Linked DNA regions of Homo sapiens: region 2 is linked to region 1. The links are chromatin loops, found by intact Hi-C in ENCODE. Cell type or tissue: PC-9. All regions are shown on one strand.

Region 1 (8,000 bases):
AGCTACTCAGGAGGCTGAGGCAGGAGAACCGCTTGAACCAGGGAGGCAGAGGTTGCAGTGAGCTGAGATCGTGCCATTGCAATCCAGCCCAGGCAACAGTGCAAGACTCTGCCTCAAAAAAAAAAAAAGTTTTTGAAAGGTGATATTTAACTTGAACACCCCAAATATTACATCAGCATATATAATCAATACAAAAATTGTTAATGCAGTATTTTACTTTTTTGTACTAAGTGTTCAAAATCTGGTATATATTTTACCCTCAGCTCATCTCAATTTGGAGTATTCCCATTTCAAATGCTCCATCGCCACCCGTGGCCAGTGGCTGCTGTACTGAATGCGCGGTACTGAACGATGCTTTGGTGTCGCCCTCATTGACTTTCCTGTGACAGAAATACTGCATTCCCTGTGTAAGGGATCTTGGGAGACTGACTCTGTGATTGACACAATGGAGAGAAAGATCATTTCGAAAGAGTGATGGGTTCAGTGGTAGAAGACATTTTTCCATGGTCACTGAGGAGGTAATTTTACAAGGGCTAATTGCTGTCTCTTCTTCTATGGAAGGGCCTTGGATTCCAGGGACATTAGTTGCTCTTGCAAAGCAAGTTCTCTAGGCCACCAGTTCTCAGTGTGCAATCTATGGCCCGTGGGGTCCCTGAAATCTGTGAGGGGATCCATGAGATCAAAATTATTTTCATGATAATACTAAGATGCTGTTTGTCTTTTCTTTGTGTTGACATTTGCATAGGTATTGCAGAAGCTATGGTGGATGGAATTGCTGGCACAACAGCACAAATCGGTCCAGTGGTTTCTAACTACAAATCTACTAGCTGTCACTGTATTCTTCAGTACCCTGTACTCACAGTAAAAACAAAAACAAAACAAAACAAAGCCAGTCTCACTCACATTTTAACAGACTTTCAGAAATGGAAAACAATGCCACACTTCTCACTCAATAATTTTTGGAAAAAAATAGATATTTTTCATTAAAAAATAAAATTTACATTAACATGCAATGTGTTCATTATTGTTATTTTAAATGAATTAATCAACATTTTGAAAGTTTCTCAGTTTAAATATCTAATGTGGTAAATATCAACAGATACAACCCACATAGTCTGGAGCTCTTTGGAATATTCAATGCTGTTTCAGAGTATAAAGGGGTCCTGAGAACAAAAAGTTTGAGAACTGCTAGTCTCGCCTGAACCTGGACTGATTTATTTCCATCTTCTGGTCAACAGCACACAGCATAATACATTTCAGAAAGGTACGTCCTGTGAGCAAGGTTTCTCCTGAGAGGCCTAACGATTAGAATGAGAGCACGAGAGCAGTGTGTCGTCTCTCCAGAATAAGCCTGTGACATGCGCTGGCAGGATTTTCATGAAAGGTGAGTGCCACCACCTGGTGCAATATAAAGGGCCACAGGAAGGGGTTGGCAGGAGAGGTGATTCTCACAGAGGCAGCCCATTTGCTGGGGAAGGAGGAATCTCAGAGCAGGGGGCAGGGGATCTTCTGCTCACTACCCTCCCAACACTCAGACAGCATGCACAACCTGTGACTCCTCCTGGGCAGTAGAGGTTTGTGCAGTCCAACCACTCACAGTTCCCCCCAGACTGAGCAGAGTGCACGCTGACCAGGCATGTCCCAAAACATAACTGTTTGGTGTACAAATCCATGCTATAATTCAGAGACACTGTAGAGTTATGCAGTGGACATTCTCTCTGATTGGTGCAGGTAAGAGGTGCCAGGTGAACAGACCATGCTGAGCAGGCAGTAACCACATGGAGGACCTTGGCTTCCCTGTGTTTCCTCTACCTCTCGGGTGCTCCTTTATTAGCCCCTCCCTCATTACCACTTGCATTCTGCCTCATCCTACACTCAGTCTCGCGAGACCACGTCCCCCCTGTGGGGTTTGACAACTCCCAGTATTTGATCTCAGCACCAGCCTTGCACCAGCCCATGTTTCTGACCATCTATCAGACAATGCCATCTGATGTCATACTGGTACCTCTGATTTAAATGTCCCTGAATATCCTCCTCTGGTAGTTCATATCTCACAGACCCACCAACTACCCAGACAGCCTCTAGTCCTCCACAACAGTAACCAAAAAGTTGGTAACTAAATGAATGGATTCTACAATTCTACCTCATCAAAAGCTTTCAAAAATCCTCACCATCTCCAGCCACATGACCGTCATTCAAGCCCTTATCCTCTCCTACATGGAACATGATAGCAGCTTCCTAACTTGCTTCCCCGCCTCCAGTCTACCCCGACACTCCAGCAAACACAGTGCCATGACTTTCTTAATGAGCAAATCCCATCACTACTTAAAAGCCTTCAACAAGACCCTATTGCCTGCGGGATTAACACACTCCTCTGTGTGGGCCACAAGGCCCTTTACCACCTGATCTTGGCTCTATTATTTTGCACATTGTGAATAATGCTTTGTGGGCTCCCTTTCTAATTAAAAGTTCCTCAAAGGCAGAAATGTCTCACTCATCTCCCTATCCCCAAAGCCTGATCTAATGACTAGAACGCAATAAATGTTTGATATTTTGTTGACTCAATAAATGCTTTAGCAAAGCTTTTATGTGGAGCCTCCATACCACTTATGCCATATTCAGACCTGAGCTTGTAAGCACTGAGTGTGCCTTCAAAGAGGCGAGTGATAAAGATGAGGAGAGATGTGGAATTAGCTGTGGGATTTTGCTGCAAAGGATAAAGTGATTTCCAATACATGATTATCTCCCATAAACTAAGGAGTTTATATTCTTGTGATAAACCTACCAGACCTCACATACCCAAGGTTATCGCCATGAGAGGCTCTGTGTGTATTCCCAAAAGACTGCCATTATTAAAAATATCTTTGCAATTGTCCTCAGAAACACACAGATTTTACAAGAAGCTCAAAAAGGTCAGTCTCATTTTATAGGCATCGTTCCTCATTAACCCAAACTGTATTTCTAGCTTGATCATCCACTTTATTAACTAGGTTTGATCCAAATGACTAAATGACAAAAATCTGCCATCAGGGGAGTACACTGCTAAGAATGTGTGGAAATTCAATGATAAAACCAGACATATAATTCCATAGGAAGGCTTCCAAAAATGTGTGAGGTTGTGTCATCCTCCCTGGAGCACATTTACACTGTCACCCAAATTGAGAATTTTCAAATGGCTAATACTGACCTAAACGAATAAGTTTTAGCATTTCTTTAAGATGTGAAAATTATATCCTATATACACCATGTGTGTGCATATATATGTATATATATTTTATATACATATATCATTCAGCATCTATGCCCAGGGAGACCTGGAACTGACACACATCCCTTCTGTGTGAATGCATATATGTATATGCTAATATTGAGTGTGCATATTTAGGGCTATTAGTCTGAGCGGCCGACAGACACAGACACACAATCTAAATGGAAACCCGCTCCTGGGTCAGGGCTTGCTCCTCACCATGATGCTCTTGTACATGTTGCCGTTATTGTCTTCCACACTGATGCGGATTATGCAGGTGTCTTCATTCTGTTGGTTGTAAACAGGAGGCAGCACAGTCGAGGTAATGGACGTCACCGAGACAGAGCGCTTGTGGATTTTGGGGTTGTTGTTGCAGGACGGAGGGGAGGAGAGGGGGTTGATTAAGGAAGACATCCCTGAGGAATTTGTGTCCATGGAATGGATAGAAGAACAGGATGAGGAGGACTCAGAGAGCTGGAAGAGTAAACACACCCCAGAAGAAAACAGATTAGAACGCTGGCCAACAGCTTTGCAATTTTCAAAGCAGAGGTAGATATCAAGACTGATAGACTGCAGTTATTTCCTCCACAACAGCCCACAGCACACATGTGTCTCATCCCTGGTGTAAGTACTCTGAGTCCCCATCAGTGGTAGATGCCTATCGGTGACTCAGTGTGACCTAATCACTCTATAAGCACGTGAGGCAAAGCAGTTCTATTTCCCTAGGTTTTAGCTGTTCTTATAGAAGTTAACCAGCAGGTGGCAGCAGACACCAGAAACTGGAGGCAATATGGGTTCCCAAAGAAGTCAGAAGCTTACGGGGCTGGAGGAAAGCCTTGCCAACGCAGTTGATTCAGTCCTACTGCAGTCAGATTTCGTAGTGAGAGAGAAAGTTCTGTATTTTTAGAAGTTTCTAAGAGAAGTACCCCAGATTATACGGCTCTGCATTGAATATTAGTGCTAGAAAGGCCTTGGACATCAACTAGTCCCATACCTGTTCTGCTGAGGAACCTGAGACCCAGGGAGAAAACTGGGGCTCCAGGTCCACACAGCTAGTTGACAGCACCCCTAGAACAGGAACCCAAGCTCCCTGATTCCCACTGTCGAGTTCCCAGAGCAAGCACATGGCCAAGGCTCAGCCTGTGGCTGATGACAATAAGATGAATCAACATAGTATGCTGCTACCTCGGTATGTTTAGTACTGTGAGGCTTATCATGAACTTTCATATTATCTTATCCCATTTTAATTCCACAACTGTCTTGTGAACAAAATGCAGAGCATTATAAAGACGAGGAGAATAAGATTCAGAATATAAAAGTGACTTGCTCAAGGGAAATACAGCCTTTAAGCAGCTTCACCACTTTCCACATTTGCTAGTAGAGCCAACTGTATACATTTTCATGATGTGTATCAAGGACAATTAAGAAATGGAGTACTACAGTTAATATGCTTTTCTGATTAACTACACATTTCTCATCCATGCAATACCAATAACCAAAGAAAGAAGTTATTGGAAGAGGTACTTTTAAAAATCATTAAATTGAACCATTTAAAATACCCATTATTATTGTAGAAAATTATAAAGAATTTCCCGGAATGACTTAAGCTAAATTATACCATGTTAATCCTATAAAATATTCTGGAAGTCATTTATAAAATAAATAACATTTCTTTCATATTTATCTGCCTTTCCATGGAAACAGTATAGAAGTTGAGCTTTCTGGTTATCAGGCTTCTGATTAAAATGGAGTCTATTATCTTATTTCCTGTAGATTTCCTCCTGTGGCATAATTATACATTCAGTTCTATTGCACAGTTAGTTTACAGCCAGCCAGCTGATGTGACAATTCTCATGGGTAGGGGTCTGATTGTGGCTCTATCATAATATGGTTTAGTTTTTGTTTTGGTTTTTGGGTTTTTTTCTTCCTTATGTTCCCAAATGAATCAACTTAGTGGCTCAATTTGAGGACTAACTGATGATAGATAAGTTAATAGCATAAGTTTCTTTGCAGATATATTAGTTAAGGGGGTGCATTTTCCAATTATTCATTCAATTTTTTCGCCTTCATGTTCCTCTATCCAAACTCTATTTCCTTTGTTAGATTTTTCTATGATTCTAGTGACATTTATAGTTAAGATAAAGCCTAGAATATGCCTGGGTTATAGCAGCTCTAAACAGACTGCCTGATGAGCCCCCAAATTCCTATTGAGAATTTAAGAAGTGAGGAGCAAGTGCAAAAATCAATATTTAGAAATCATGATCGGGGAATGAAGAAAGGAATGCAAATAAATTACACTTCACCCTTAAGAGCAACCTCACAGTGCAGCCTGTGGAAAAGGAAGAATGACAGTCTGGAGGACTTTTGGAGAAGGCGGCTGTCACAGGCTCTCAGGTCAGGAAGGAAGTGTGGAGGTCAGCTCAGTCCAGCTATGTGCCAAGCAGGAGAATCACGAGCCTTTCTAGCTAATATGCAGGGATTGTGCAGTCCAGGAGCTACTTGCATCCAAGTGAATCACTGATGTTTAAGAAATGTATGACTCTGAGAAAGGTTCATCCAAAGAATAAAGAGCCATGACTTCTGCAAGAATTTAAAAAGCCAGTCTGATGAGGGATGAGACAAAAAAGATGAAGCAAGGGATGTGCAGGAGAAAGCACACTGGGCTTCTGCATAGTTTTAAAAGGTACCATTTGGACCAATGTACATTTCCACTATGCCACAAGGTGTGACTGTGATTCCATCTCCTTCCTGGAGAGACAGGGAGAAATCCCACAATAATGTGGGCAATACCTCAGTTATTACTTTCCTACAATGTCTACCATCAGAAATGGAGCCTATAAAACCTCAGAGGCTGTGAAAAAGTGAATGATGAGACTGCATTCCAGATTTTGACAAAGCTAATTTGTATGTCAAGTCACGAAGAATGACTACATCCCGGGTTGAGGAAAAATGCCTTTTGAGAGCATGGCCAGTCCGTAGGTGTCCACGAAGGCTTTCTTTCAATATTTAGAGCATGAATGATTGTATCCCCTGGATTTCAAAGCAGAAAGCTAAGAAATCCAACTAGAGCAGCAAATTAGTCATCTCAGTTTGATGAATCCTGAATATGATGCTTTTCCTGGATTGGCTACATTATGACAAAGTCACTTGAGGGTTCCAGGATTACCACTGTTGTTTTAACACCATGTGAAGCAACACACATGTCCCCTTGAAGAGCAGCAGATATAAACCAAGGGATGAAACCATTGCCAACATTCTACCTTACTGACCTAACCATAAGCTAAGGAGCCAGAAGTCACTATTGAGTAAGCTTGGTTAGCCAGAAACCTTCCCCAAATGGTGCAAATTCTAGTTATGTCATAGTTGACTTTCTGATCCAAACCCTTCAACCAACAGATTGAAGCAGATGTGTACAGAAGATTAACACTGATATTGGTGGGGTGCGGTGGCTCATCCCAGCACTTTGGGAGGCCGAAGTGGGTGGATCACCTGAGGTCAGGGGTGTGAGACCAACCTGGCCAACATGGTGAAACTCCATCTCTACTAAAAATACAAAAATTATGCGGGCATGGTGGCACATGCCTGTAATCCCAGCTACTCGGGAGGCTGAGGCAGGAGAATCCCCTGAACCCAGAAGACAGAGGTTGTAGTGAGCCAAGATCGTACCACTGCATTCCAGCCTGGGCAACAGAGTAGTGAGACTTCATCTCAAAAAAAAAAAAAAAAAAAAAAAAAAAAGAAGACTGGTCTTAATTAAGATCTTAAGATTAAGATATTTTGGTTTTTAAATTTTTATTTATGCAGTCACAGAAAATAGAAACTCGACGGAAATTCTTTTATCACCTCTCATCAGTTTCCTTTTTTCCAACATGGGAGAATGTATCCTTGTTACCAATCCCTCATCTTCCCCTGCAGCTGTGCCCTTTGCACTGTGATTTCAGAGTTCCTCCCACTAAAACTGGAGCCTATTTCTCTGCTTCATTTACTTATGTGGAATGTGGCCACATGATTACTTTAGCCAATAGAATGTTGGTTGATACGACTCAAGTAAAGGCTTGACATATGCTTGCGAGTGGGCTTGCCCTCTTGCTTGTCCGTCTTAGCATGCTAAGGGCATGCCCTGGGTAGCCCGTTACTCCAACAATAATGAGAGGCAAGTGGAACAGACCTGGACCAAATCTGTGGCCTAGTGTCAAGCCCAACCTAGATCAGCCAACCAGCAGATACATAAGAGAGATAAATAGTGGTTGTTTTAAGTCACTGACTTTTGGAGTGGCATGCAATGCAACATTATTGTGATAAATGCTTGGCTAAGACAAAACATGGCACCAAGAACCTGACACATCTCCATCTCTGACTTTTTGCTCTTTCTAAGAAGTCCTACTTCCCCTAAATAACTCCAGTGCCTTAAGAGGTGGGTATAGAACAATATTTCAAAGGCCAAATGAATAAACGAAACTGCTTAGTGCTTTTACACCTGTTTCTATTAGTAGTATGTCCCCAAATTGAACTCTTCTTTTGATGCCTGTTCAAAACATGACTTTCAAAATACTATAGAGTGATCCACTTAAAAACAGACATTCCTTGCTGTGGTGTGGCAAAGAGCATGTAGGTGCCTGCATTAGGAATTATGAGAAGGGTTGAGTATATACCTTTTTTTGAGGCTCATCAGGGGTGTCCATGGGAGTAATGGAGCCCTCCTCAGCCTCTGAGTGGTTCGACTCGCAGGATGACACGCTGACAGAGTCCATGC
Region 2 (8,000 bases), 750 kb before region 1:
TCTCATGCTAATTCTACCTAGAGTCTATTATTAAGTTCAATTTTGTCTGTTCCATAGTCTTTTGTTATCATCTCAAAGTGCTGGGCTAGTATTATCCTATTAGGGTTGTGTTTCTGCAAAAATTTTAATAAGTAATAGATACAAAGTTTTTGTTTGGTTTTGAGATGGGGTCTCTGTCACCCAGGTTGGAGTACAGTAGTAGTGTGATCCGGGGTCACTGCAACTTCTGCCTCCCAGGCTCAAGCAGTCCTCCCACCTCAGCCCCTGGAGTAGCTGGGACCACAGGGCTTGCAGATACAAAGTTTAAAAAGGGAAAATACAAAGTAAAAATATCAAGGCTTCAGTGAGCCATGACCCATGGTGCCACTGCACTCCAGCCTGGGTGACCGTGTGAGACCCTGTCTCAGACAACAACAACCAACGGCAGCAACAAAGTAAAAATAATAGTAGTATGAAAATCCCAGTTTAAATAATGGTATTGAGCCATACACTGAGGCTTAAAGATAAACAATTGAAGACATCAAATGATGAGAGAGAATTAAGTGAGAGCTGTTATTACCATGTGGCCTGTTTTCCTATTTAACCAATGGATATTAAAGGATCTCTTAGTCAAGTTTCCAGCAGGAGCTACTGATTATGAAATTTCAATTACATTATTATCTTGCCAAGTGAAAAAGTAGGCATTAAAAGGGGTAAGAGTCTCATGATGTGGAGTCTTTCGATGTCTTAAGAAAAGCATGAAAACATCAACTCTCCTGGTTTGCAGTCTGAACATCTCTGGTCATGACATTAGGCAGCATGATGGATTTCTTGTTTGGCCCATACATCAGGTATGAGACTTGTTCCTTTCTATCTTATTTCACTAGTATTAAAGAAAAAAAAACACTTGACAAATAGGGTTGGGGAAGGCTATGAAGAGTGGGTTCGCTTGCTTGTGTACCTGATAACAAAAAATATCACAAAAGACTGTAAAAACCACAACCTTGCATGAAGGCCACACAATCTTATACACACACACACACACACACACACACACACACACACAAATACTTCTGTAAAGACATCTGCCCAGTAATTGCTTGTCCAACCTTGTACTGGCATCACCCTTTCTATTGATCTTTGTAGCAAGGATAATTATCTCCAAACAATTATGTAATCCATCTCATTTTTCCTTTAAAAATTTTTGTCTTTCTTTACCTCTCTTAGTATGCACATAGTTTACTATGGCACACATATTTCCATTGCAATGCCTTACTCCTGAGTACATATCATTTTTATTTTAGAGAGCCCCTCTTCTGTTTGTTATTTAAGTTGACAAGTGCTGAGATTGAAGAGCTGACAAAAGAAAGATGTTAGTCTGAATTTGAACTTTCAAGTTCATATTCAACCAATTCAGGCCTGGTTACGTATGTCCCAAAACCTTACCTCATTCACCATTGTAATGGCCAAACCATGAGTCTCCCATAAATAGTGGAGTCTTTTGGATCCAGTAAGAAGTTTATATAAGATTTGAAGCTGATAAATCCTAAAGTGACCTCTTCCAAAATCTATTAATTCATGGCCTCTGAAGCTTAGCCAAAATCTTTGTTACTATTACTTCCCCTACCAGGAACATGTGGATACAGCCTACATTGACCCAGACATGAAACAGATAGAACTACTCATTCATTCGACACATATTTGTGAGTTATATCCCAGGCACTTTTCGAGGTCCTGGGGAAATAACAATGAACTAAGTAAAGTTCTAGACTCCATATAGCCTCTCTTCCAATTTAAATCAACAATTAATCGATAGAGGCTAGAGAGAAGCCAAATGGGATCAGAAATGGTGCTTTAAAAGACATTCATTCAGCAAAAAATCACCCAGAAGTTTAGATAATCTCTTTTGCATCTCATCTCAACCACTCAATCCCAGGTGTGGCCACAAATAGGCCTAGCACAAGTATAACAAGTGTTAAAGGGAGAGGGACATTATTTATCTGAACCTACAACTTTATCTTAGATAAAGATGGATTAATTATAATATAATGCTGACACCAATTGCAGTGAAAAAATTTCCCCCAGAGAGTCCCCCATTTGCAGGTACTGTTTATTAATAGATTGTCTATGGAGGAGGGATTTTAGCTGTAAAATTTGCAAATAAGACATTTCCCAGGGAGTGTTTCAGATTGGAAGTTTCCAGCAGTTAGTGTCTAACCATGCAAGTGGAATAGAGAGGTCTCTAAACTAAAACTGAGAAAGTATTCTTTGGGCGTTGGCCAGTAGAAGTTCACTGGTGACATAGGAAAGAACAGTTTCAGCCAAGAGCTGGAAGGAATGATACCAACATTGTCTTTGTCTTTGGTGGATTTCTAAGTCCCCAAATGGAAGTTGATGATAATCTACGGTTCTCCTTTGTGAAATGTCTCAGCAACTTGAAAGAAAGAATCTCTACATAAATCTAGCACTCTGTTGTTGCTTAGTCACTGTCAACCTGTTTTATTTTGTTGGTTTGAGTTACCTTAATGTTTCCTCGTTATAAATAGATAAGTTCAACCGACATCAAGATCTCTGACTGCAGTAGGATTCTGTGGGGAATCTGGAAGCACTACCATTTAGCACATTACTAAGACGTAACACATGCCCCATCCCCTGTCAGACCTCTGATTTGTGCATCGAATCCCCAGAATCCCCAGAACAATAATAGACTTTACTTTGTGATTCCTCTGGTGACACATTTCTTTTAGTTCTTCTGGCAGAGCTGGAGACTCGCACGACAAATTCACTCTGACGTTGTTTTCTAATTAGGTGCCTTGACACAGCAGGCATTCCAGTCTCCAACATTTCTTTTGTTTCTCTAATGTGCCAGAAAGCTGTCTGCTTTTTAGCTGCCTGACCTTTCAGAAATGTTACCTGCCCTGTAAAATGAGATAACACATGGAAGGCACCTGGCTCAGTCCGTGGCACCTGAGAGATTCTTGAGAAGTGTTCATTCCATTGCCCTGTTTCCTCTCTCCGCCTTCATACCTTCTGGTGCTTTAGTGAACCTCAAAGATAAAAATATTCCCGTTGTAAGGTTTACATTTTTCTTCATCCCAAAATAGAACTCAGTAACTCTATAAGCAGATACTATATGGATTCCACATTTCATTTCCTCTTATTCTCACAGGGTACCTTACAAGTTAGAAATTTGTATTGTCTCTGCTTTTTGGAGAAAGGAATCTTAACTTTTCTCAAGTAACCGAGGTTGCAGAGTGGGTCAATAAGGAACGTGGGACAAGAACCCGCATGCGCCTCTCTCCAAAAGTCTTCATCCTCAACCCCTGCACCAGACTGTCTTCCACACATGGGCTCTGAGCGGCCAGCACTGGATCTGGAGAAGCCACCACCCTGTCCTGTCCTCCAGGCAGAACGGAAGTGTGCCTGACCCCAGCTGTAAGCACCCGCCCTCTGTGGCCCGGAAAGAATCCAGTCGCAGGGCTTGGCCCTTCCCCATCCCCTCCTCTGGGCAGCCCGCGTTGAGTCCCATCTGGAACGTGGAGGAAGAAGGCCCTGTAGCAAACGCACAGCTAGACCCCCTCCCTCCCTGCCAGGCCTCCCTCGCCAACTCCATGCCCAATTTCAGCCCTGAGGGGCGAGAACAGCAGGTGCTCGGGCCGCCTTCGCCCTTGGTGTTCTGGGAGCCCATTGTCTAATTTTGCTCGGGCCTGGCCTGCTTCCTTTTTAGTCCTGCGCATGTGGGCAGAGTACAAGCTAATTGGCAGGGCTGTTCCAAATCCTAAAGAACGCGCGCGCTGCCTGCTCGCCAGCGGGAGGGCCGTGTGCCCAGCTTGCGCCCTGACATTTTCCGAGGCCTGGGCGAGGCCACCTGCCTGACGAAGGCTTACCAGGGAAAATCAGGTCCTGACAGCCTGACAGGGACAACCGCCCAGAGGATTCATCTGCTCGCGATGCCTGGTCAGCAAGGAGGAGACTCGACCTGGGACGAGGAAGAGGCCTTGAAGGGACAGAGGAGAGCGCATCCTCCATCCCCCGGCCAGGGAGAAGTCACGCGGACCCCCAGGTTGCTGGGCCGCGATGGGGGGAAGAGGAGACCACCCCCAGCTCCGCAGCGAGCGCCCTCACTTCGGGGAGACAGAGGCGTCGATCCCTCCTGCGGACGGCTGGGGGCGCTGCGCTTCAACCGAAGGCAGAGATCCTGGACCGGGGCGAGGCAAGCCCTCCCGGAGGAGAGGAGCTCTGAAGGGGGAAAACAGCTCTGCAGAGTGTAGAGGAGCCGGACTTTGCAGCCAGGTACCTCTGTGCAAGTCTCAGCTGTGCCTCTGAAGTAGCTAGCCGTTGCCCAGCACTGTGCTAAGGTCTTTTCATCACTGTGTAATTGAAGGCTCACAGCCACCCTTTAAGGAAAACGATCTTGTCGTCATTATTTTATAAGAAATGGAATGGAAGCTCAGTGCCACCCCTAGCCCATGGACACATTCCCAGAGAGCGGCAGTGTGTCTGGCCTGGAACTTAATGAATTCTGTCGGACAGAAGTCCATGCTCTTAACCATTAGGCCTCCCATACAAAGATACTTTGTACGGGGACATGAGACACAGCCTAATAGCACAGAAACTCACAGAGGACGAGTTTCTTAGTTTTGTCATCTCTGAAATGGGAATAATAATATTACTCCCACCTTGCAAGGCTTTGGGAAAGATTAGAGAGAATGTAAAAAGGTCCATGTGAGAGGTCCTCGTGGGTTAATGTGTGGGGGGAGTCCCCAGTCCCTCCCCGGGCACTCAGAGCGATGTGGGAAGACTGTGGAGCCCATGCTTATTGATGCTGTTTCATTTCAATTAAACCTCCGTCAGAAACATCGCATGACATCAAAATGGAAGAGATGTTGAGTCTGAACGGTGAGGTCATAGATTTTGTTTTTATTTATGTATTTTCCAAATAAAAATATGTATCATGTTTTCTCATCATAATTGTAATATGTGATGATGTATCAATTATGGAAAATACAGAAACTGTAAAAGAGGAAATGAGGAAAACCTTTGCTTCTCACTGTTACAGATAACTACTGTTCAAAATTATAGATAACAACTCTGGAGGCTGAGGTAGGAGGACTGCTTGAGCCCAAGAGTTCGAGGCTGCAGTGAACTATGATTGCACCATTGCACTCCAGTCTGGGTGACCAGCAAGATCCTGTCTCTAAAAAAAATAAAAATAATAAAAATTTTAAAAATATTTAATTAAAAAATTATAATGAATAATAATTTATTGTATATTTTAAAACAACTACAAGGAAAGAATTATAATGTTCATGACACAAAAAAAGATAAATGTTTGAGGTGACAGACATCCCAATTACCCTGACTTGATCATTACATGTTGTATACATGTATCAAAATATCACATGTACCCCAAAAATATATATAACCATGATATATCAATTAAAACATACTAAAAAAGAGCGATAACTACTCACTTTTCCTTTACTTAGAGTGTTTCATTAATACATTTACTGTTTTACAGAATTGGTATCACATTGTAGGTTACTATACTACACTTTTAAAATGTAATATTTCATAAACATTTTACCATGACATCAAATAATCTTAACACATTTAAGAATTAATGGTTGCCTTCCAATTTTCTTTGCAAAGTGGTTCATTATTTTTGTCATGGAAAAATAAATTTACACTTGAAAGAACTTTATTGTGTTAAAAAAATACTTGTAAGAGGGCTGCACTGCTTTGCCCAACAATGCAGTGTGTTATGTTTTATGTGTAGTGCAGGTCTGATGAAAGGTGATAAGCCTCCAGTAGTAACCATGATATGTGAAATGGAGATAAAGATGGTTGATTTTGTGAGGATTAAATGAGATCAGATAGGCAATGTGTCTCTAAGACAGTGTGGGCCATGGTGAATGCTGTCATGACAAAATTATGTTAGTCAAGGACATTGCTAAGAGAATAAGATGGGTGCTGGTTGGGGGTGACCTGGAGAATTGGAGGATAGCCCTGCCAGTGGCTGCTGAAGCCAGCTCCTACAGGATATCAAAAGCCAATGTTAAATACTCAGGAACTTTACAAGCTGGTTGTAAAAGCCTGTGAAATTTCACTGGTAGCTTGAAATCTGTTATGGTATGAGCATTTACACCACCAAAATTGGAAATCAGCAAATGCTATATTGTTCTCTATGTATGTATGTACTTTTCAGAGAGCTGATTTTACCAGCACACCACTAGCAGGGATAATTCAAAAGCTTTGCTTTTTCTCAAAGTGGTGGAGCCTGCAGGAAATGCTTGTGAGGGCTTGTAAAGCATTAGTAGATTTTGTTGAGATGGTGTGTGATAAACATGAGCTGAAATCTTGGTCTGATTGCTCTTGCTCTAACTGGAGGAAAGAATAGGGAAGCATAAGCGTTGGGGAAGCTAAAAGGGTAAACCTGGGGAGTTATTGTTTATGCTCCAAAAACAGAAATAACTGGATTAGAGGATAAGACTGCAGGAGATGGGAAGCCTTGTCACTTGGAGTGACAAAGACCTATTAGTAAATGGGAAACTCAGGGCTGAAGAGACATTCTTGGCCAAGAGAAACTTGTGGGAAGGAGTTTGATCGATGAACAAACACAGCAGTCTCTTTTGCCATAGAAGGCAGGTGGCAAGGATCAGAGTCAGAGGGTCCGTGCGCTACAAGGGTTCACAGATCACTGGTCTGTCTTCTTCATCTGACCCTGTCAATTACTTCTGAGATTCCCCACCCCCACCTCCAGGAGCTCAGGTGCAGGCTATAGTCTTCTTCTGCCACTTCTCTGTTCTGTCAGCACACCACTGCTTCTGTGCCCTTTGCCCTTGCAGTTTGGGTTTTCCAAAGGCAGAAGCAAGGACAGCGTTCTTCAAGAGGACTTCATGGTGTTTTAGAGATCAACACCTTGGAAAGGAAGAAAAGAAAGAGAATAGGGCCTGGGAAGACAGCTTCAATGCAGACCCAATAAAGCTTCCGGCAACCAGGTGAAGAATCTCCGGAGAGACCATTGCCCTTCAAATGTTCTGTGCCACCTGGGCCAGGATTTTAATAAGCTGCTTTGCTCAGTCTCCATATGAGAGCTGCCCAGGAAGGGAATGTCAGGGGCAAGGAGACTGCCTGCAACTGAGGCAGACCCTGGAGAGATAGAGGCGGGGGACTAACTACACTCCCACAGTGATCTGCTTTTGGGGAGGTGGCGTGGCAGAGAAGACACAGCTTTCTTCTTCCTCCACAGTGAGGGAGCAGCCTCCTTCACTACCCTCAGTATTGGTGCTCTTTAGAGGAATTTTCTGAAGGGCTGGGGACATCAAAAAGGAAGTAGGACACAGTAGAGAATAGGTCATAATTAATGTTAGAGGTGGCCACTGTCAGGGCTCACAGGTCCAGGTGGGCCTATCCTTGGCCTCTGCAGAGGGTTTTGGGGCCAGGCTCCACTGGCTGGGCCTGCCCACCCCTGCATCATGACTTCCTGTCCAGACCCAACTGCCCAAGGTCAGGAGAGAAGAAAATGCTCTCTGCCTCAGCCCAACTCAGGGCCTGGCTTCCCAGGCTCCATTTCTTGTGTTAGGATCTACCCTTTCTCAGCATTTTTTCAAAGGGGGAATGACTGCCTCTTTCTTGGGGAATGCCATTTTACACACACAGGTGGGGAGTGGGTGGGACAGCCACCTCAAGCTGGTTTCTCTTCAGCAGATTCTGGGTGGCTTAATCTTACAAAATGGTTTAGGCAGAGCTGCCCTAGGCCAGTCCATTTCTTTCTTACTGTGTCATACATGGGATTTGGTCCTGTAGCACTTCTTTCCAGCTCTCTACATCTTGCAAATTATGCTTTAAAAATCCTCATGCGTTTGATATAGGGTGCATTCTAAATCATTCAGAAAAGGAAAACATTTCTCCTATTTTTCTCTTTCCCTCCCTCCTCACCATAAAACAAACATGAAATCTCCAGTCAGAAGAAAACATAACCCAGTCTACAGAAATCTGAGCTCTGGCACAAGCAGACA

What was found. Hi-C counts contacts between places; a loop is a spot of excess contacts. Peaks named below come from ENCODE experiments on the same cell type or tissue, not always from the same donor. Only the 100,000 strongest peaks of a DNase experiment are listed, where the experiment ranks them.
Region 2: a loop joins it to region 1, with 4 times the contacts of the local background. A loop is called at or near these places in 5 of 110 quality-filtered maps.

Annotation. Positions count from the first base shown.
Region 1 is chr1:183,912,168-183,920,167 of GRCh38, reverse strand. RGL1 (ral guanine nucleotide dissociation stimulator like 1) reads right to left here. Exons shown (of 18, transcript NM_001297671.3): 15 at 7,900-8,000; 16 at 3,467-3,721. Among named protein-coding and RNA genes, the nearest start is that of RGL1, 110 kb to the right of the region's middle. RefSeq lists a silencer at 1,193-1,382 and enhancers at 3,934-4,123, 7,821-7,990. In PC-9, a CTCF peak has its summit at 4,016 (motif pointing right); a DNase peak (open chromatin) is centred at 3,967; H3K27ac peaks cover 351 bases.
Region 2 is chr1:184,660,295-184,668,294 of GRCh38, reverse strand. LOC105371648 (a long non-coding RNA gene) reads right to left here and starts at 3,953. Exons shown (of 3, transcript XR_007066768.1): 1 at 3,867-3,953; 2 at 2,694-3,026. In PC-9, CTCF peaks have their summits at 3,916 and 4,125 (motif pointing right); no DNase peak of the experiment used is centred here.